2 separate regions of the Homo sapiens genome follow, and region 1 is linked to region 2. A link is a loop called in an ENCODE intact Hi-C map of the cell type or tissue named here. Cell type or tissue: K562. All regions are shown on one strand. Links, peaks and the distances in the headings refer to the core of each region. The heading gives the core; the rest is flanking DNA.

Evidence for each region. A loop is a pair of places that touch in the nucleus more often than their neighbours do. Peaks named below come from ENCODE experiments on the same cell type or tissue, not always from the same donor. Only the 100,000 strongest peaks of a DNase experiment are listed, where the experiment ranks them.
Region 1: a loop joins it to region 2, with 7 times the contacts of the local background. A loop is called at or near these places in 8 of 110 quality-filtered maps.

What each region holds. Positions count from the first base shown.
Region 1 is chr3:67,353,034-67,363,612 of GRCh38, reverse strand. It overlaps a transcript of SUCLG2 not described here. Among named protein-coding and RNA genes, the nearest start is that of MIR4272, 130 kb to the right of the region's middle. In K562, for the core only: a CTCF peak has its summit at 5,584; no DNase peak of the experiment used is centred there.
Region 2 is chr3:66,966,541-66,977,119 of GRCh38, reverse strand. It overlaps LOC105377144 (a long non-coding RNA gene), which reads left to right and starts at 4,702. Exons shown (of 4, transcript XR_940939.2): 1 at 4,702-4,775. In K562, for the core only: CTCF peaks have their summits at 4,667 and 5,114 (motif pointing left); DNase peaks (open chromatin) are centred at 4,679 and 5,079; H3K4me3 peaks cover 189 bases.

The DNA of each region.
Region 1 (10,579 bases), core at 1,373-9,372, 390 kb before region 2:
TATGCTTTCTTTCATTGATTTTTCAATGCCTAGATAGAGAGATGGATAGATTTGTTTTATTATTTAAGATTGCACTATGTGTAGCCTTATATAATTTTTCTTTTAAGACTGTATGACGGGCGTTTTTCTAGCCACCATCACCTATTCTCTGATTATCTTCTGAAAGCAGAAACCCACAAATACAGGGGAGATGAAAATCCTGGCAGTCAGACATCAAACATGCTCTCTACTTGAATAGTGCTGTTAAGAAATGTATTAGTGTATAGTGGTACAATTTGAGAATAAACATTTCCAGGAATGAATAAAACTTTGCTTTAATAACTATGGAGGTTCTAACCAACCCCCAAATTATCAGATGTCTGTGAATTTCTGGACCCTTTGAGAAGAGTGAGCTATAATTTTTCTCTATCCAAAGATTTATACCAATGGATACTATTTCAGGGTTCTTTTGGTTATTTTATTTTTTGGTTGAGCAAGAAATGCTCAAATTTATTGCATGTCTTTATTTGGGTTTGGTTGGAAGTAGAACCTAAAATAGGAATTTTCCTGCAAGTGATTTATTGAGGTCAAGTTCTCAGGAGAAACATAAAGCAAGATGAGGGCATAGATTAGTGCAGGGAAAGGAACCTGGCAAAGATGTGGTTTTAGAAGTCAAGCCTAGGCCCCATCTCACGGGGAGCTCTAGAGCATAAATTACACCACGGAGGTTATCTCACTCAGAGGCAAGCAGGCTGGACTACTCCATAGCTGCATCTATGAGTCACTGATTACAGGCTTCCTGTGGGGGAGAGGGCTTATTTGTGTACCTCTCAGGTATCTTTGAATGAGGCAGCTCCAGTTACTCAAAGCATACTTCTCGAGAAGGCTACAAATGTAACTCATCAGTCATCACACACAAAAGGTGGAGGATACGACTTACATCTTCATTCAATAAAAATTGGTGCCTGTCACTGCATTAGGTAGCGTGTACCTAATACACTATATTATCTGCTGCGTTAGGATACAGTGGCGACCCAGATAACAGTTGCAGCCTCTAAACTCATGGACTTTGCAATTTCATGGAGGAGACCAGCTTAACTATCACACACACACAAAAAAATTAGATTATCATTCATTAACAGAGACATCAGTAAAAAGTTCTCTGATATAAAGTAACACAAATACATGAAAATATATTGCAATTTTAAAGAAAGCCCACTTACTCTGGATTGGAAGGAAAAGCTTGCCTAAGGAAGCTACTTTTGAGCTAAGAACTGATGAATAAATGTATTTCAGCTAAGGAGCTGGCCAACGTAAGGGGCCAGGGGAGACGCATAAGAGACAGCTCCAGGCAGAGGGAGAACAGCATGTGCAAGGATCCTGTCCTGGGGTACATGAAAAGTTCTCTTAAATAGATAAGTCTAATGTTGCTGGAGTGGGTGTGGAGAGCAACAGGGAAGTGTTGGAAAGTATATCAGATTGATAGCCACAAGAATGCTGTATAACAAATCATCTCAAAACTCAGTGGTTTGTAACAATAAGCATTTATTTTGCTTATGAGTCTGGGAGTCAGTTATTTAGGACAAGCACAACTGGGCAATTTTTCCTGTTGGTTTGGCTTATTCACATGTCTGGGAACCAGCTGGCTGATGGTTGATCTAGGTTGGCTTTGGCTGGAACACCTGGGCAGCTTGGCTCTGTTCTGTATGTCTCATCCTTCAGCAGCCTAGCCAGGGCATGTTCCCCTCACCATCCCAGAGGAGCAAGAGCAAAACCAAATACATGCAAGCACTTTCTAGACATCTGTTAGTATCACAACCACTAAAATTCTATTAGCCAAAGCAAGTCACATGGCCAAACTCTAAATCAAGATACCCCAAATATACTCTACCTCTTTGTAGGAGTTGCTTAAAACCCCATGGCAAAAAAGCAAGGATACAGGAAAGGATGAAGAATTGGGCCGTTAATGCAATCTATCTAATAATAGAGAAGTGGGCAGGGGCCAGGCCATTTTAGTCGCTGCAGGCTGTACCAAAGTTGCCAAGGCTCACACAATGGCCCATTTTCAAGTCGAGGGTAGAAATCTGTCTCGTCTGTCTCCTGAGCCCTGCCCTAGAAAACAACCCATCCCACCAGTAGCATCAGTTTCCTTTTTTAACTACAGGCTGCAGTTGTATTCCACATAACCCACATCTTGAGACATCTGTAAGTGGTGTGCTCATGATTCACAGTTTCTATTTCCCTTCTCATGCTGCTAGACTTTGTATTTAATGTACATTTTGTATTCCTGTGAGAAACTCAACGTGATTTATACTCTATGCATTAACTAAGCTGTCAACTACTCCTTTGATATAGTTACACATCACAATAGATGGTGGAGAACTCTATAATAGAAAAGTATAATTACCATTTATAGGTGCAGCCCAAAAAGGCACCAAAAGACTCTTGAGTGATTTTTTTTTTTTTCCGGCATCTCAGAACAAGCCTAAGATTGAACAGTTGGACCCAAGAATCCAGACTTCTGGTCTAGTCTCTATTATAGTCACTCTATTATCTGTTTTATAAGAAAATTTTGTGCATGGTTGCTATTTCTATCTGGACGTAGGACACTTACTTGTTTCATCTGCCTTATCCAAATGTCAGCAATCCAAGAAGACGATGACGTTGTTTTCCCAATAAACGAGAGAGAGACAGGGAAAAAAGTTCAGTCCTCAAAGCATATTCCTCCAGTGGGAGAAGAATCAGTAACACGATGTTTCCATTAAGGAATAGGAGTAACAGGATCTTAGGAATACCATACTGTTGTTGTTCATCTAAATATATTGCAAGAAAAAACTCATTACAAGAATCTCACTCCAATTTCAGGTACTTTTATGGAAAAAAAAGGAAGTTATATGCACATAAAACAAGAAACAGGAAATTCAAATGAGAATATAACTGGTATCCAAGAGAACGTCGCCCACCAAAATCTGAGTAAGTGTGCCATCAGCATTTTTTTATGTTAAAGATTTACTTTGCTAAGATACTTGCTGAGATTACTTTTCCAAATTAATGAATATCATCACAAAATTATTTTTTTACATTTGGGTTCAGCTGCATGCTAATGGAAATGGAAAATGGAAGGGCATGGCTTATAGCTGTTCATTCACCAAAAATATTTTAGAATTGTGTCCAGGTAGGTAATGTATGCAAGAAGTGTTCTTGTTTAATAAAGGCATTTGAAGAGTTATGAGGATGAAGGGTATGTATAATCGATAACTATGTTCAGATTGCCAAGAGCTTTGGCTCCTTAAATGGGTGGGGAATGAGCCATTGGTCCTTTCCCTTTGGATAGCTTCTGTCACATCACTTGTTAATCCTCCTTATTGTTCAGCACCTCCATCAGAGTTCAGAACGTTCTATATAACAGCCTCTCTTCATTCATGACTCCTGTACCATATTAGCCATCCATGAGAGAAGGCCTCTCAGATTATTCCACTCCAGTTGGAAAAACTTTGCTTCTCTATTTATAATCTGTTTATAAAACAAAATTAAGAAACTGGTTCCAGAATGTTATATCCGTTAGAATGCATTTGGCTCCAAGTCATAGAATATTCTTATAAGAGCTAATTAAACATAAATACTGTATTATCTCACATAACAGGAATCTGAAAATAGGGCGGTTCTAGGGTTGGTTCTTCAGGGGCTCAGTAATGTTCTTGTTAACTTCTCTTATTCCCTTGGTTTTGCCCTCATGATCCAATGTGGTTGCCACAGTACCAACCATCACATCTTCAGACAACAACATCCAAAATCAGGAAGGGGCAGTTTCTTGTCTTCTGACCTTTCCTAAAAGCAAATAATACTTTTCAAGAAGAGTTCTAGCAAAATTTCTCCTTTTTTCTCATTGTCCTTTTCACAAGAATTGTCATATGCCTGCTCCTACCTCAGTCATCAACAAGCAGAATGTAATTACCTTGATTCTCAGACTATTGCATTTTTAGTATCTGTGGTGTATCTTTCTCCTTTTCTCTTGCTGTTATTGTTTATTTATGCCTATTCTTAAAAAATTAGTCTTGCTACAGCCTTTTCTGTTTCTCAGAGAACCAAGCTGTGGTCACGTTCATTCGCCCCAGTGTATTATAGTTTTCTATTTTATGTATTTCTTGATTATGTTTGTTATTTTTTCTTCTGATTATTTTGAGTTACTCTTTCTAAATTCTTTGTCTAGATCTTTAAATACTTAACTCATTTATATTTAGTCTTTCTTGATATTGAATAGATCCATTTAAACTTACCTGTAAATATTTTATCTGCATCTCACTAATTTTGCAGTTTCAGCTGTCTTTTCATTGGTGTTCTATCCTAAATACTTTGTAATTCTCTCACTGTTATTTTCCTTTGGATTATGTTATTTAGGAGTGAATGTTCTAGAGTTCTAAATATATGATCTTTTATCTATCTTTTAATTTTTAATTTCTGGTTTAATTTCATTACAGTGAGATAACATAGTCGCTATGATATTGAAACTTTGAGATGTGTTGACATTTGATTATGATACAGTTAATTACTGTAAATGGCATCTTTGTACTTGAAAAGAACATAGAGGTACAAATTTTATTATAGTTCATTACATCAAACATGTTCATTCTGTTTTCAAATCTTTTCTACTATTATTAAGTTAATAAACTTAATAGAGTTGTGTTAAAAGTTCCCAGTTTCAATATGATTGTGTGTGTGTGTGTGTGTGTGTAGAGAGAGAGAGAATGCTGTTAGATGTGCATAAATTAATTATTATTATATATCTTAGGAAGTTATTTTTGTATCATTAGTAGTATTCTTCTTTAACCCTGTAATAATTTGGATTTAGGTTCTGTTTTATCTGATGTTATATTAGAACCCTAGATATTTGGGGATTACAATTTTACTGGCATATATTTTTTAGTTCCTTTCTTTTAATCTTTCTGCATTTTGTTGTAGTTTTTTAAGAAACATATAGCTGGACTCTGTGCACTTTACTCATTTAAAAAATCTATATCTTTTAAAAAATAAACTTAATTTCTTTATGTTTGTTGTGATTATTGGTTTATTTGTATTTCTTTCTACAATTTTTTGTTTCTTCTGTTTATCATTCATTTTTGTTTCTTATTGCTCCTTTTCAGTTGAAAAAGATATACACATACAAACATATGGTATTACTGGACTGTAAGCTGTTGCTGTAATGAGATAAGACTGGTGGGAACTTTGAGAGGGGTAAATACATGTTGCATCTGGGAGGAATGTAAATCATTGGGGATTCAAAGGACAGACTGTGGTTGGCAGATTCTAAGATGGCCCCTAAAATTCCCACCTTCTTGTATAATCTTCCCTGGAGTGTGGGCAGGACTGGTGCATATGATGGGACAGCACTCCAGTGCTTAGGTTACATTGTGCAGCCAAGGGGAAGGGATTTTGAAGATGCGATTTAAGTCTCTAATCAGTTAACTTAATGAAGAGGGAAGTTATCCTGGTTGGGCCTGATCTAATTATGGGAGCCCTTCAAATGAAGGTTTAGAGATCAGAAACAGGAGTCTGAGAGATTCTCCTGCTGACCTCAAAGAAACAGTCATTTTGTGAACTGCCTATAGAGGGAGTCAGGTGACAACGACGTGGAAATACCTCCTGGGAGCTGAGAGCAGCGTCTCGCCAACACTTGCAGGAATTCTGGGATTCCAGGCCTACAGCTGCAAGGACCTGAATTCAGCCAACAACCTTAGGAAGCTTGGAAGTAGATTTTTCCCTAAGAGAGCCTTCACTTGAGGACACAGCTAGGCCTACCCTTTGATTGCAGCCTGGTGAGACACTGAACAGAGAAGACCCAGCCAGCCTGTGCCCATACTCCTGACCCACAGAAACTCTGAGATAATGTATGTATTTTTATAAGTAGCTAAATTTGTGATAATTTGTTGTACAGATGTAGAAAACAAATACAGAAAGCATATATTGTATTGTTTACTTTTAGTGGCAACCCTGAATTTTTTTCACCTACCTATTTAACTATAAATATTTTAAACAAATCTATTTTTAATCATTTCTATCCTCCTACTTATCACAATTTAATTAACCAAATTGCTCCCTTTCCCCATCTTGTTTTTTTTCTCTAAACACAGTGTTGTTTAACACACACCCAAAATAGTCAATACTTCATTAAATTTGCTGACATATTTCATCAGTTTCTTTACTCATCATTATTTCTTTTCTCCCAAGTCTATGTGTTGTAATCTATTATGTTCATGGTTTTACTCATTTTTGTCTTTAAATACCTGAAACATTTATTTTAAAGCCATTGTCAGTTTCCTTTATAAAATAGATTTTTTCAGGAATAAATTCTGCTGCAGATGAATCAGTATTTAATTTACTTTTGTTTATTGTTCTTATTTTCTTTTCTCTCCTTCCCTCTTTTCCCTCCTCTTGCTCCCTCTTTCAGTTGTCTACATTCAGCAGCTGGACCCTGAGTCCTTATAATGTCACCTTGAGGTTCCTGCTCCACTGGGATATCAGTATAAATCACTGTGAGTTTTTCACAGGAATGCAAAATGTACATTCAATAAAAGTGTAGCGGTATGGGAAGGGAAATAGAAACTGAATTATGAACACGGCACTTACAGGCGCCTTAAGATGGGAGTGTGTGGAAAACAACTGCAGCCTGTAGTTGAAAAAGGAAAATGGTGCTGCCAATGGGATGGAAAAGTTTCTCCCCAGACACTGGATCCCTGTCACTCCTGATTCCAGTTGCCTCGCTTGTGTGCCTTTCCTTTGGTCCTTGTTGACACATAGAAGCCTAGCTCTTGGTAGCCACTGCCTATTTCGGAAACAGAGTCCAACAGGCCTCCATTTTCAGCTCCTTTTATGACTTTGTATTTCTGTTCAGTTTTTGGTTCCAGATAGATTTATCTTATTTTTTAGCCTCCACATATGTTATTACTTTTCTCTTTTAAGGTTCTGCCTACCCTTATTATTTGCTTAGAGGAGAGGATGTGCACCAGTGTTTGAATCTAAGGTGCCAATGTCTTGCCCAGAAGTCTCCTAGACATTTTATATACATTATCTCATTTAATCCTCCTTGCTATTCTTTGAGCTAGGCATTACAATTACCACTTTACCATGAAGAAACTGAGGCTCAATGATGTTAACCAGCTTTCCTAAGATCACACAGAGATCGAAAACCCAGAATTAGAACATAAATGTTTATGATTCCAGAGCATAAGATCCAGATTTCTGAATCTTATCAGGAAGGAGATATTGAAGACACCAATAAGAAGAGAGTGAAAAACTGATAGAAGAACATCTTGGGTCAGGCGCAGTGGCTCATGCCTGTAATCCCAGCACTATGGGAGGCCAAGGCGGGTGGATCACCTGAGATCAAGAGTTCGAGACCAGCCTGGCCAACATGGCGAAACCCCATCTCTACTAAAAATACAAAAATTAGCCAGGCGTGGTGGCATATGCCTGTAATCTCAGCTACCCAGGTGGCTGAGGCAGGAGAATCCCTGGAACCCGGGAGGCAGAGGAGGCAGAGGCTGCAGTGAGCCGAGATCGCACCACTGCACTTCAGCCTGGGTGACATAGCAAGACTCCATCTCAAAAAAAAAAAAAAAGAACAACATCTTGGAGGCTATGATGAGAAGAGTGTCCCAGCCTGGGCAACGTGGCAAAACCCCATCTTTACTAAAAATACAAAAAAATAGCTGGGTATGATGGTGAGCACCTGTGGTCCCAGCTACTCGGGAGGCTGAGGTGGGAGGATCACTTGAGTCAGGAGGTCAAGGCTGCAGTGAGCCGAGATTGCACCACTGCACTCCAGCCTGGAGGACAGAGTAAGAACCTGTCTCAAATACATAGATACATACGTACATACATACATACATACATACATACGTAAAGTGTCTGTGAGGTGAAGGGCCATAGCCTAAAGGAAAGATGTATCTTTTTTATAGACAGAAGAGGTGGAAGAGAGAACAGGTAATAGTACAGAGATATCCTGAGGAAGAACAAACATTGGCCAGGAAACAGGTCAATATGTAAATTGTCGAATTAGAAGTTGAAACATTCCACTCAGACAGGGCGGGGCCAGAAATATGAGAGGTGAAAAACAATCACTGTGAGAGATTTGACAAGGAATCTTGAAAGAGAATTATTAATCTAATTCAACTTGGTAAGTTAAACGAATCTGAAAAACCCAATGTGGAAATTTGGACTCAGGAAACGTCATTTTTCTACTGTTCCTTCTCTCTAATGCTTCGAGCAGGTAGGTGGGGGCAGTTTTTGCCAGGTTAGACACTATTGCTGTGGTTTTATTTGTCTACATTGCAACCATTGTCAAATAATTATATGTTACGTATCTACAATTACACATTTCCTTCTATCCTTGGTTTCCTATATTGCCTAATAATATTTGCCAGAGCTGGGGTGACTACATACCTTAGTTTGACTTGGATGGCCTTAGTTCACATCTTTTGCCCCCATGTAACTATTAATGGCACCCTCTGTTATTCTGAAGTGTCCCGATATGTATGTCAAATTATATGGTCACCCTAATAATAGCTAGTTAATCATGTTTCTCTTCTGGATCTGTACATGCCTAATCTTATTTCACGTTCGCATCTACCCTATGAGGTAAATTATATTACTGCCCCCATTATTCAATGTATTATTTCAGTCATTCAATATTTATTAATTGACTACCATATTCAAGGCAGTGTGTTAAATGTTGGTGATAAAATATTAGCTCAGTAGATAAGGTCCTTACCCTTATGTGGCTTGCAACTGAGTAGTAATAAAGAAACAGATTTCGAGAAGTTGTTGCTTGATCAAGATCACATCGTTTGTGAGAACACAAGGTTTTAACCCAGTTCAGAATGACATCAAAGCCTAAGTTTTAACCACAACTTCTTTTGTATTTCTGGTAATGATAAATATTTTTAATTACACATTGTTGGATGCTCTAGGTAGCTATATTAGCCATATAAATACTGAAAATATCAACATGTATCAAATTTTAACAGCTGATTAAAATATCTCATATAATAATGTGTTATAGTAAAAATATTTGCTAGCAAATTTTTATTCAATATACATTCCCATTTAATCTAATCATCATTGTATTAAAAGATTAAGAAGGACTAAACCAAAAAGGTCCACATTAAAAAGACTGCATCTGGTATGACGACTACTGGCCAAAGGCATTAGAGATCTTTGTACAGGAGTTTTGTCAACAATGATTTTTTTTCTTCTCTAAAAACAAGTGCATCTGATTTTCTATAGCAGAGAACATGCAAAGGTAGCCCTTTATGGTCTTGTCATTTTACAAAATTGCCCCTTTAAAAATGATAAAAATTACAATATTCAGAATATCCACCAACAACTTAAAAATGTTATTGATTGGACTGAATACAGAAACAAGTAAAAAGTAAAACTGTCCCTTTGATAGAGGAAAATTTGTTTCTCAGTATTTATTAATTTTGAATCAGAAGAATGATGATAACATGGTGGGGTTAATATGAATAGAGGCTGTATTAATATCTCTTTCTAAGAAAGAATGGTGACTTTTTGAAGAAGGCCTGAATTGGAAAGGTAAATGAGAACACTAGTCAATGACCCCCATATTCAGGAATTAACCAGTGGTGAAGTGTCATTTAATAGCCTCATAAAAGCATTTTTTAATGCTCTTCCAAGTAGATAACAAGGTACAGTTCATCTCAACTAATTTTATGACATTGTGCTATTATTTATTACATGGGCATTTTTTGCTGTTATGTTATTCTACCAATTGACTAAAATAAATAAATGGCTGGAAATGGTTCAAGCTTAAAAGTAGTGATGAAACAAGTAAAATGATTTACTTTTTATTATTTACTTTAGCTTAAGATGAAATTGTAAGCATAAAGACTAAATCCAAATCTGTGTTTCCTAGGACATACAAAGTTAGGTGGAAGTCAACAAAACAGCAAAATATGTCTAAAAAGTATAATGATGAACATCTAAAAGTTGGATTGTATGGGACCTATAGATAGTCCAATTCTCAGAGCCTTATCAACTTTTAAAATTCAATAATGTTGTAAAATATTTATGTTTTTTATCTTCTTCAAATTTTAACTGGTAAACTAATTGTTTTTTCTCAGAATGGGAAATGCAAAATAAAGTTTCCAATACAAAATTGATGAATTGTTTTGATAAGGACAGAGAAGGGAACAAAACAAAAGCATCATGCAGGGTTGCATCCTCAGGGCAAAGGTAGCAGAATTAGCAACATACTTGGAGAGAAAGCCGAGTGACCCTTCAGCAAATTTCCTTCATCAGGTGATGCTGATGGTCATTATATAATGCAAGTGGCATCAGGGAGAAGAAAGCACGTTGTGTGAGTACGCAGGTGCTTTGCATCACAATTGGATACCATGTCAAAGTTTCTTAGCCTATGCATGGCATAACTAAGAGAGGGAGGTGCTAGATGAGTTTCTGTTTTCTTTACCATTGAGCATCTATTCTGCAGATGAGATATTTTGTTTGATGGTCATTAGAAAACTATGAGGTGGAATAGAAAACGTATGTTGTAATCAGTAGCAAAGGAGCAGCAACTACATAT
Region 2 (10,579 bases), core at 973-8,972:
AGGAGTTCAAGGCCAGCCTGGGCAACATAGAAAGACCCTGTCTGTATAATTTTTTTTAAAATTAGCCAGGTGTGGTGGCACACACTTATAGTTCCAGCTATTTGGGAGGCTGAGGCAGGAGAATTACTTGAGCCCAGGAGTCTGAGGCTGAAGCAATCCATAATTGCACCACTGCACTCCATCCTGAGCAACAAAGCTAGACCCTATCTCAAATAAAACAAACAAACAAGCAAAACAACAAAAGCAAACCAAAAAACCCACCATGCTATGTTATCTCACAGATTAATATATCCTGGCTTCTTCCACAATCCTGTACATATAGAAATAAATATACATGCTCCTTGACTTATGATGGGGTTACGTCCTGACAAACCCATCAAAAAAAATATTGTAAATCAAAAATGCATTAAATACACCTAACCTACTGAACATCATAGCATAGCATAGCTTACCTTAAACATGCTCAGAACCCTTACAGTAGCCTACAGTTGGGCAAAATCATCTAAGACAAAGCCAATTTTATAATAAAATATTGAATATCTCATATAATTTATTGACTACAGCAATGATGTAAAAAGTCAGAATGGTTGTGTGGGTACACAAAGTATAGTTTATACATAATGTTGCTGACTTTTACACCGTTGTAAAGTCAAAAAATTGTAAGCCAAACCATTATAAGTTAGGGTCTGTGTGTAAATGCTTTTTACTTGATTCATTGACTTGACAGTGCCTGTATAAGTTCATTCACACGTTGCTATAAAGAAATACCTGAGACTGGGTAACGTATAATGAAAAGAGGTTTAATTGGCTCATGGTTCTGCAGGCTGGATAGGAAGCATGGTGCTGGCATCTGCTCAGCCTCAGGAAGCTTACAATCATGGTGGAAGGTGACGAGAAGCAGGCAAGTCACATGGCTGCAGCAGGATCAAGAGGGAGAGCCAATGGGCGGTGCAACACACTTTTTAACAGCCAGATCTCACGAGAACTCAGTCACTATTATGAGAACAGCACCACGTGGAGGGTGCTAAACCATTCATGAAAAACGCATCCATGATCGAATCACCTCCCTCCAGGCCCCATCTCCAACATTGGGGATTATAATTCAACATGAGATTTGGTTGGCATACTGATCCAAACCATATCAGTGCCTAAAACAAACTTTTCCCGTAAGCATTCAAAAATGACCTTAGGCCAACTGGAACCCTGCATGGAAACTCTACCAATTGCTCTCCTTTACCTGAGATACAGGTACAGTCGAGGTTCCATGGGAACCTGTATCTCAGGCCCAGAAAGGGAAGAGAACATCATACTACAAAGCATTTACTGGTCAATTGAGTGGGTAAGAACAGTTTTTTCAATTAGAAATGTTCATGGAAAAGAGAAGAACACTTTCTTACATTTACAGAGGATTATTTTGTGTGTAGATTTCCCAATCAATATTTTAAAGATTGACTTTCCATGTCATCAGAAGAATAATTACTAGACACACTGACACCTGATGTTCAATTTTGAACCGAGATGAATTGTAAATGTCAATTAATATTGTATTGTATAGAATCACAAGCTTTCAACTTAATTCAATACATATTGAGCTTATATAAGACATAATGGAGATAAGATGGTGAAGACCCAATCTTGACATTGAGGAGATTATATTGTAAGATGATGAGGACACTCACATATATTTTTAACACAGATACAGTGTGATAAACAGAGAGGGCAGATATAAACCAAGGACTGTGGAAGGAACAATGCAGAAGAGACTTATTGGGCAAGGATGAGAGACAAAACCTTTGTTTTGTAGGCTGATTGCCTGAAACACACTTCTGAATAGTCACTCCTCACCTCAAAAACTTTCAAGAGCTTCCTATTGCCTACAAATACAGCCTCAACCCCCTCACATGGCCTTCAAGACCCTTGTCTGTTGAGCCACAATTCTTGAAGCATAGTGATATAGTTTGTATATTTGTCCCCGCCCAAATTTTATGTTAAAATGTAATCCCCAGTGTTGGAGGTGGGGCCTGGTGGGAAGTGATTGGGTCATGGGGGCAGATCCCTCATGAATGGCTTAGTGCTGTCCTCATGGTAGTGATAGTGAGTTCTCAGGAGATCAGGTCATTTAAAAGTGTGTGGCACCTCCCCCACCCCACTCTCTCCTTTTCTCACCGTGTAATGTGCCTGCCCCCACTTTGCCTTCCGCCATGAATACTAGTGCCCTGAGGTCTCCCCAGAAGCTAAGCAATTTTGGTGCTATGCTTTTACAGCTTGCAGAACTGTGGGCCAATTAAACTACTTCTTCTTTTTTTAAAATAAATTATCCAGTCTCGGGTATTTCTTTATAGCAACACAAGAAAGGCCTAATGCATGTAGGGTGATCATCTTATCCTCCTTTTCCCAAGACTTCCCCAGTTTTTGCTGACCGGAAGTTCTGCTTCCCCAGAAAACCCTTCAGTCCCAGGTAAAGCAAGACAAGTGATTGTTCTAACTACACATTTTAGTGTGTGATGAGGCCAGACTGAGCCTAGCCAGAGTAAGCCACCCTCTGTTCATTCTGACTTTGCCTTCTTTCTCACTTCTGAGCTGTCCTTCCTGCCTCATCTCCTTCCCCCAGCCCTGTATTGAAATCCTACTCATAACTCAAGAACCATTCAATGCCACCAGCACCAAGACTTGGTGACAAGATTAGCTATATTAACATTATTACTATGAATAAGAGCTAACCTTTATTGAAACTTCTGTCACATTTTAAGTGGATTTCTGTATGTAACGATCACTTCACCCTCCATCATGTACACTCTACAATTATCTCTGTTTTACAGATGTAGAAACTGAGGCTCAGAGAGAATATTATAAATTATCCAGGCCGGGTGCGGTGGCTCAAGCCTGTAATCCCAGCACTTTGGGAGGCCGAGGCGGACAGATCACGAGGTCAAGAGATCAAGACCATCCTGGCTAACGCGCCAGGCACGGTGGCTCAAGCCTATAATCCCAGCACTTTGGGAAGCTGAGGTGGGCCGGTCACCTGAGGTCAGGAGTTTCAGAGACCAGCCTGGCCAACACGGTGAAACCCCGTCTCTACTAAAAATACAAAAAATTAGCCAGGCATGCTGGTGGGCGCCTGTAGTCCCAGCTACTCGGGAGGCTGAGGCAGGAGAATGGCGTGAACCCGGGAGGCGGAGCTTGCAGTGAGCCGAGATTGCGCCACTGCACTCCAGCCTGGGCAACAGAGCGAGACTCCATCTCAAAAAAATAAACAAATGAATTATCCAAAGATATTTAAAAAGCAAGAGGTAAAGCTGAGATTTAACCCCAGATCTCCGTAACCCAAAACTTCATGCTGCTAACTGTAATAGTATATGGTACACATTGTCTCCCTTCCTAGATTCTCCTCATGTTAAATTAACACCTTTTTTTTTTTTTTTTTTAGAGATGGAGTCTTGCTCTGTCGCCCAGGCGAGAGTGTAGTGGCGTGATCTTGGCTCACTGCAACCTCCACCACCTGGGTTCAAGCGATTCTCCCGTCTCAGCTTCCTGAGTAGCTGGGATTACAGGCATGCACCACCACACCCAGCTAATTTTTGTATTTTTAGTAGAGACGGGTTTCACCATGTTGGCCAGGCTGGTCTCTGAAACTCCTGACCTCAGGTGACCCGCCCACCTCAGCCTCCCAAAGTGCTGGGATTATAGGCGTGAGCCACCGCGCCTGGCCAAATTAACACCATCTTTAAAATAAATGCCTGTTAGGCCACTTAGCACTCTACACTGCATTAAAAACTTTATACACCTGACTGACTTATTTCTGCTGCCAGACACTCAGCTCCTTGATTTCAGGAACTATGTCAAATTCATTTCTTAATCCCCCAGAGTATGAAGGAGACACAAGAATATGTGTTGCATGAGAGAACGGACATATAGACAGATAGACATTTTTAAAGTGAGCCTTTAAAGAAAGCAGCTTTAGATGGGGAGGTTACGCCAGGCAAAGTTAATAGTGATACGAATACTACTAATTGCAGCTAACATTTGGTGAATTCTTCCTCTGCACCTGACAGTACACCATCTCATTTTCATAAATTACCTGTGGAGAAAAGTCTTATTACTTTCCTAGTTTTTCAGATGGAGAAACAGAGGCTCAGAAAGGTGGCAATTTGCCTAAAATTGCATAGCTGGTAAATGGCTAAGAGGCAGTTTTCAGACCCACCTTTATCTGATTGCATAGCATAAAGCTGTGGACGCTATGCTTTACATACTGAAGAAACGGGAGAAATTCCAGGATGTGCTTGCAGAAACACCGAGTCTACCGGCTGAGAGGAAGCATAGAGGGTGCGAGGAGAGTGGGCATGAGGCTGCTCTTTATTTTACAGAACCTTCCCATTCCCTGTCTCATTCGGCAGGGGTAATAATGATAGCTAACATTTGAGTATTTTTTTGAGAAAGCACCATACAGAGCACTTTTCATGGGTCAGCAATCTCATTCACTCCTCACAACCCTTTAAATAGATGCTGTTATTAACCTCATTTTTGTAACAGAAAATGAGGCTTAATGGGCATGGGTGGATACTGAAGCTAGACTTCTTCAAAACCTCTTCTTTGAGGTTTGCAAACACTAAGGAGAGTTGATCATGGCAATAGCATCCGACCAGACATCTCCTCGGAGTCTCGCCCCCACGTGGAGCTCGAATGAAGCTCGCGGGCTGTTTCAGCTGAAACCTCTTCCTGCGGGCGCGCCAGAAAGACAGGCGCCATCTCAGAGCTTCCTGCAGGACTCAGCATCTGTAAGTAGTTCAACACTTGGCACCCCCAGCGTGTTTCTTATATTAATTTGGGGTTATATTTTGACATGTGATCTCCTAACCTGAAGAACAGGGTTGTATATTTAGGCCCCTTCAATGTGGGCTTAATTCCACCAGTTAACTAAGCTGCACTTAAAGGTTTGAAAGAGCGGTATGTGTTCAGCTCACAGCAGTTTCCCCTGTAAGGAAGAGGCCGTCGGGACGGCCTCAAGGCTTCTCTTTGACACCAGAGAGAAGGTGAAAGTGAGAGCAGCCAGGCGTTAGCGTCAACCACAGCTGTCCAGGACAGCCTGGACGCATAGGCGACTCTCCTCTGCCACCTAGCGCTGAAAAGAAAGGTCTCCTCTTTCTGACATTCTCAACAACCGTTTCTCTTGTGTGGACAAGGAATCTAGTTGTCCTTTGCAAGGGGTAATTTTGTGGTATAGAAAAGGTTATTCATCCTCGGCTGCTTTTCTCTTTTTTTGAAATTTGGAGCATCTTGATCTTTTGGAAAATGAGTTTTGATATTTTGATGTGTGGGGAAATAAAACTAAACCGAGGTGGATCTTGTATATTTATGTGAATGTGCACTTCATGGAATCAATTTCAATCTCAGAGTCGGCCCTTTGACAATATAATGCAGGTTTCTTCTCACCCGTGCTCCCTATCGTCTGGCTTTTCAGAAATTGGTCCTTTTATACAATAAGCATGAGGTTGGACAAAAATGAAGTCTGAAAGCTCCAGAGCAATTTTTGAACTGTGACGTTTAGTTTAGAAATCTAAGTTTAGTGAGCCTTTTTAGGGGAAAGATGACATGCTGTACTTCAGAACTTCCTTAGGGGAAATAAGGAGACTATTGCTCTTCCTGTTTACAGATGCAGAACAGCCCCTGACTTGCCCTTTCCATCTTACTGCAGTGCCCTTGAGCTTCTGAATGTTGTGGGTGTCACTTAAGTCTCTAAAGTCTTGTTTCCTTGACCTCCGAGCCTTGCAAAGGAAAGAGTTTATGTCTATGTAATTATTATGATGATTCGTGTTACATATTTATATTTATTTGGGAACTAAATTTTATTTATCCTAGGTGTGCTAAATCTTTAGCACACCTGAAATTTATTTGGGAAATAAATTTTATTTATTTTAGGTGCGCTAAGTTTTTAGCTCACCTAAAAATGTTATAAATGTGTTGAAACCAAATAAAAACAGCAAAAACCCTGTGTAAATCCCTACCTTTTGAATCCATTTTTCAGATAGTAATTTTAAATTGGTAAAATTAAATCACTAACTACTATAACTGTCTTCTGCACAAACCTACATGTACAGAAGCGCTAAAAAGAAGTTATCTTTGGAACTTTTAAACTCATTTTCTTGTATTGACACTAAACTCCGTGAGATATGGTGGGGCCTTTTCTTATTATCCCGTAGAGCTCAGTGGATTTGGCGTAGCTATGTGGATGACGGTTGAAACAAAAAACCATGATAGGCTATGGATCTTCTAATATTCACAAAATTTTATTGAACAACTTTGTTGAAATAGATGATTATCTGCTGTTTATCGGGGAGAAGAAAAGCTTTTCAAATTATTACATTTTGATGTTGAAGAAAAATTTTAAATCACATGCAGATGCCTGTCCAGAAAGGTTAATTTTAAAATGATAGCCTTTGCAGATTCTACTAGGGCCGGCAACAATCACAGTTTCAAGAAGAATTCAGGCAGGTTATGCTAACTACTACATAAATGGCTAAAACTGGAAATGATATTCAATCTTCTATGTCAGGGGAAACCACATTCTATTTCTTTTCCTATAGCTATATTGTTTTTGTATATTATGTGCATATAGGAATTGTGAAAACAATAATTTTAAATTTCTATGTACATTTAAAGAATTAAATTGTTTTTTAAAATCATTCAATATGGGCCAGGCGCGGTGGCTCACGCCTGTAATCCCAGCACTTTGGGAGGCCGAGGCGGGCGGATCACGAGGTCAGGAGATACAGACCATCCTGGCTGGCATGGTGAAACCCCGTCTCTACTAAAAATACAAAAAAAATTAGCCGGGCGTGGTGGCGAGCACCTGTAGTCCCAGCTACTCTGGAGGCTGAGGCAGGAGAATGGCCTGAACCCAGGAGGCGGAGTTTGCAGTGAGCTGAGATGGGGCCACTGCACTCCAGCCTGGGCAACTGAGCAAGACTCCTTCTCAAAAAAAAAAAAAAAATCATTCAATATGCTTGTATTAAAAGACAATGTTTATGAACATAAAATGTGTTTGTCTGTTTGCTCTATGGGATTATGGTACATTGACTCTATTTGTAGTATAGCCATAAAGAAACAACTTCAAAATGAATGAAGAAATGATGATGATGATGATGATGATAAAAAGTTTTTTAGATGCATGGCACTATCCCACAGTGTGTACATGTATTATCTCATTTGAATTGCACCCAATTCTATAAGGTGGTACTGTTGTTCTCTATTTCACAGACGAAGACTGAGTCTTTCTGAGTTAAGTACTTGCATATGGTCTTGAAACTCTGAAGGTCTAGAGAGAACATTCTGACCCGCACTTTCTGGCTTCTAAAGCTGTGCTATTCCACCTTCATGCGACTTTCTATTTTCACCCTGTGGTTAGTAAATGCAGTTAATTAGAGCAAGTGATAATGAGCCAGTCACTGACTGAATCCCTAAGTAGTTTTTTAAATTTCTGTTTTCATGAGTTTATCAAGATACAGAGTTTTATGCTTTTCTTGAAAGAATTAATTAAGACCTGGCAACACTGGTGCTGAATTTCCTCAGGCAACAATCAGCTCCCTGGATTAGATGGGGCTGTGCTCTCCAGTTCATAGAAGTCCTCACTGTCTTCAGCTGTCTTACCTCCTTGGTCCCTGTTGTCGCTTGCTTTGGGACTCCTGCTTTATTTAAAGACCTGCAGAAAAGTAAGTTAATTTAGCAGCAAAGAACTATGAATTGGAAGTCTCCAATGTGTTAACATTTGGTATATAACACGTTTAGTTGTTTGTGTGGTTTATTGCTTTGTTGTCTTTAAAACAGTTAAAAGGATATAGAATAAGATATTTTAAAAGTTTGCATGGAATGCTGAAAACAGATGCATGAACCCTAAAACATGGATTCAAAATTTTGAAATAAATAATAAAGTTCTCCCTCACACCCCTCAGTAAAGCAGATATTCTCAAGTGTTTTGTTTGCATGCAATTTCCAGAAGAAATAGAGAAACACAAGATTGTATGCACAGGTGCAGACCCCAACTCACCCAGCTACCCCTAGACTTTTCCCACACCTTAAGAGCCACCCCCACATCTGAACCACAGACTGAGCCCCGGTCCTGACTCTGATATTGACTTGAAATAGAACCTTAAGTCTCCCAACTTTTCTCATTAATATAATAAGGGAATTGGTCTAAGTTACTTTTTTTTAAGTCTCCTTCTTGCTCCAAGATCCTATTATTCTGAAGTTACACTATCTGTTCTCTTTCTTTACATCTCAAGAAGAAAAGGTAGCAGAATCCTCTTTCTTATCAGAATTTTAGATCACAAGCAAAAATCCTAAACCTTCTTCCAAGGAAAGTCAGATTAAATTGAAATATAACAAATTAAAGTGCTCAGAGTTAAGCCTATAGGGTTTAAATGAGCACCAGCAGTACCTGAAGAAATATAAGGAATAGGGTTGTCATGGTCCATAATGTTACCCACAAGATTAAGTCTTCTACTTAACGTCTTAAAAATATAGTTGAAAGAAAACTCTGGAAAATTTTGAATATACATGAACCTTCTAATGAAGATTAACATTTTGTTTTACCCAACAACCCTAGTAAGCAAAAAAAAAAAAAAGTTGTTGTAAACTACTTGTAATTTCCTTAACTGTATTAGCTTTGTTCAAATTTAAATTGATTGCATAGACCTAAATAATTTTAATTTCATAAACTTGATTTTCTTATACTTAAGAGGAAAAAGTGCAGAATATATTTGCTTTATTCTTAGCTTTCTGTGGGTTTTGTTGTTTTGAATATAAAATCTCATTGTCCCTAAGATAATGAAAATATTATTCTTTTAAAAAAAATGCTTTCTATTGTGAGAAAATTGGATGAACATCCAGAATAGATTAGGAACTTGATAACAAAATTCAATATATACTTATTCTCAGTATAGATAACCCTTTCATTAACTAAGAAAATTATTTTAGCTTTAGCTTTCAACTGAATTTTTATTACATTTTCTTAAATTTAATAGAGGAAAAGAGCTTTTCACTGCCAAGTTTTTGTTATCTTGTTTTATATTAATGGAAAATAAGGGATAGGGAATGCAAATAAGGGAGAAAAAAGGAATTATTTGAATACCTATTAATTGTCAGGCCTCCTCCAGACATCATCCCAGGTAATGGTAAGTATGGTAGGTATCACAGTCCCTATTTTGCTGAAATGAGGAGACCAAAATGTGATCACTACCTCACATCTAGGCAGGATCTGATTTTAGGTTTGCATGTTTCTAAAGCTTGAGAGCTTTCTATTTTATCATCGTGTATATAGGAAATATATTTCTGCCTGTGCACTGTGGCTCACGCCTGTAATCCCAGCACTTTGGGAGGCTGAGGCAGGCAGATCACTTGAGCCCAGGAGTTTGAGACCAGCCTGGGCAACATGGTGAAACCCCATCTTTACTAAAAATACAAAAATTAGCTAGGTAGGGTTGTGTGCGCCTGTAATCCCAGCTACTTGAGAGGCTGAGGCAGAAAAATCACTTGAACCCAGGAGGCGGAGGTTGCAGTGAGCCAAGATCGCGCCACTGCACTCCAGCCTGACAACAGAGCGAGACTTCCATCTCAAAAAAAAAAAAGAAAGAAAGAAAGAAAAAAAAAAAGAAAAGAAAAGATTTCCGTGCAAGTATTGTTTCCTACTTGTCTTCCCTGTTAGACTGTAAGCCCTGTGAGAGCAGAGATTGAATTTGCCCTGTTGGCTACTCTGCTCTCTGTCCTAGCAGGTTTCTTGGATACTAACTACTCCAGAAATATGACCTGCGTGAACAAACCAATGAAATAATGAACTAGAAACATAAATAATTGAAACTAGATACAATGAAATGGAAACTTATTTCACTTTCCATGTTTTGAAACACTTATTTTCAGGCTACTAAAGAGGATGGTTGGAGAAGTTTGGTGTTAAGTTCAAGACTGATGTTAGTGAATATACTGAAAGGAATATGTGACTTGTGACTTGCATTTAAAATAATTATCTTACTTTTAGATCCTTTATTGTGAAAGTGGAAAACACATGTTACAACATCTATTTAAAAGAATTGCAAATAAGATATTTTGAACCACAGTCTGTTCTAGATGGATGTCAAGTAAACTCCTAATAAAGTAATTTGCAATAGACTGTCTTCCCAAAATAGAGCATTAACTACATGATGACAGTTTTGTTTGCATTATCCCGAAAAACAAAGTCTCCAGTTTAGTCTTAGCGATCAAAATCAGCAACCAGTGATTACTCCCTGTCTTGAACACATTTATTTTAAAATCTTTGCACATATGCCAATGCCTTAGAGTCAGAAACTGTTCTTTACACAAAGGTTCTTGAACTGTCTTTGGATAAAACACTTTCACATCTTCTTTTATATATTCCAAGCTCATTCATTTTATGGTAATTAGCTTGGGGACTTCGTGTCTCAGTAAAAGTATGCCTTTTTTATACTTGGTTACTTTTAAGAAAAAAAAGTCTTGAAATGAACTACTTAAATATATGCAAGTTAAAATAATCCTCCTGTACTCTTTACTGATTAAGTGCAGAATAACTTTA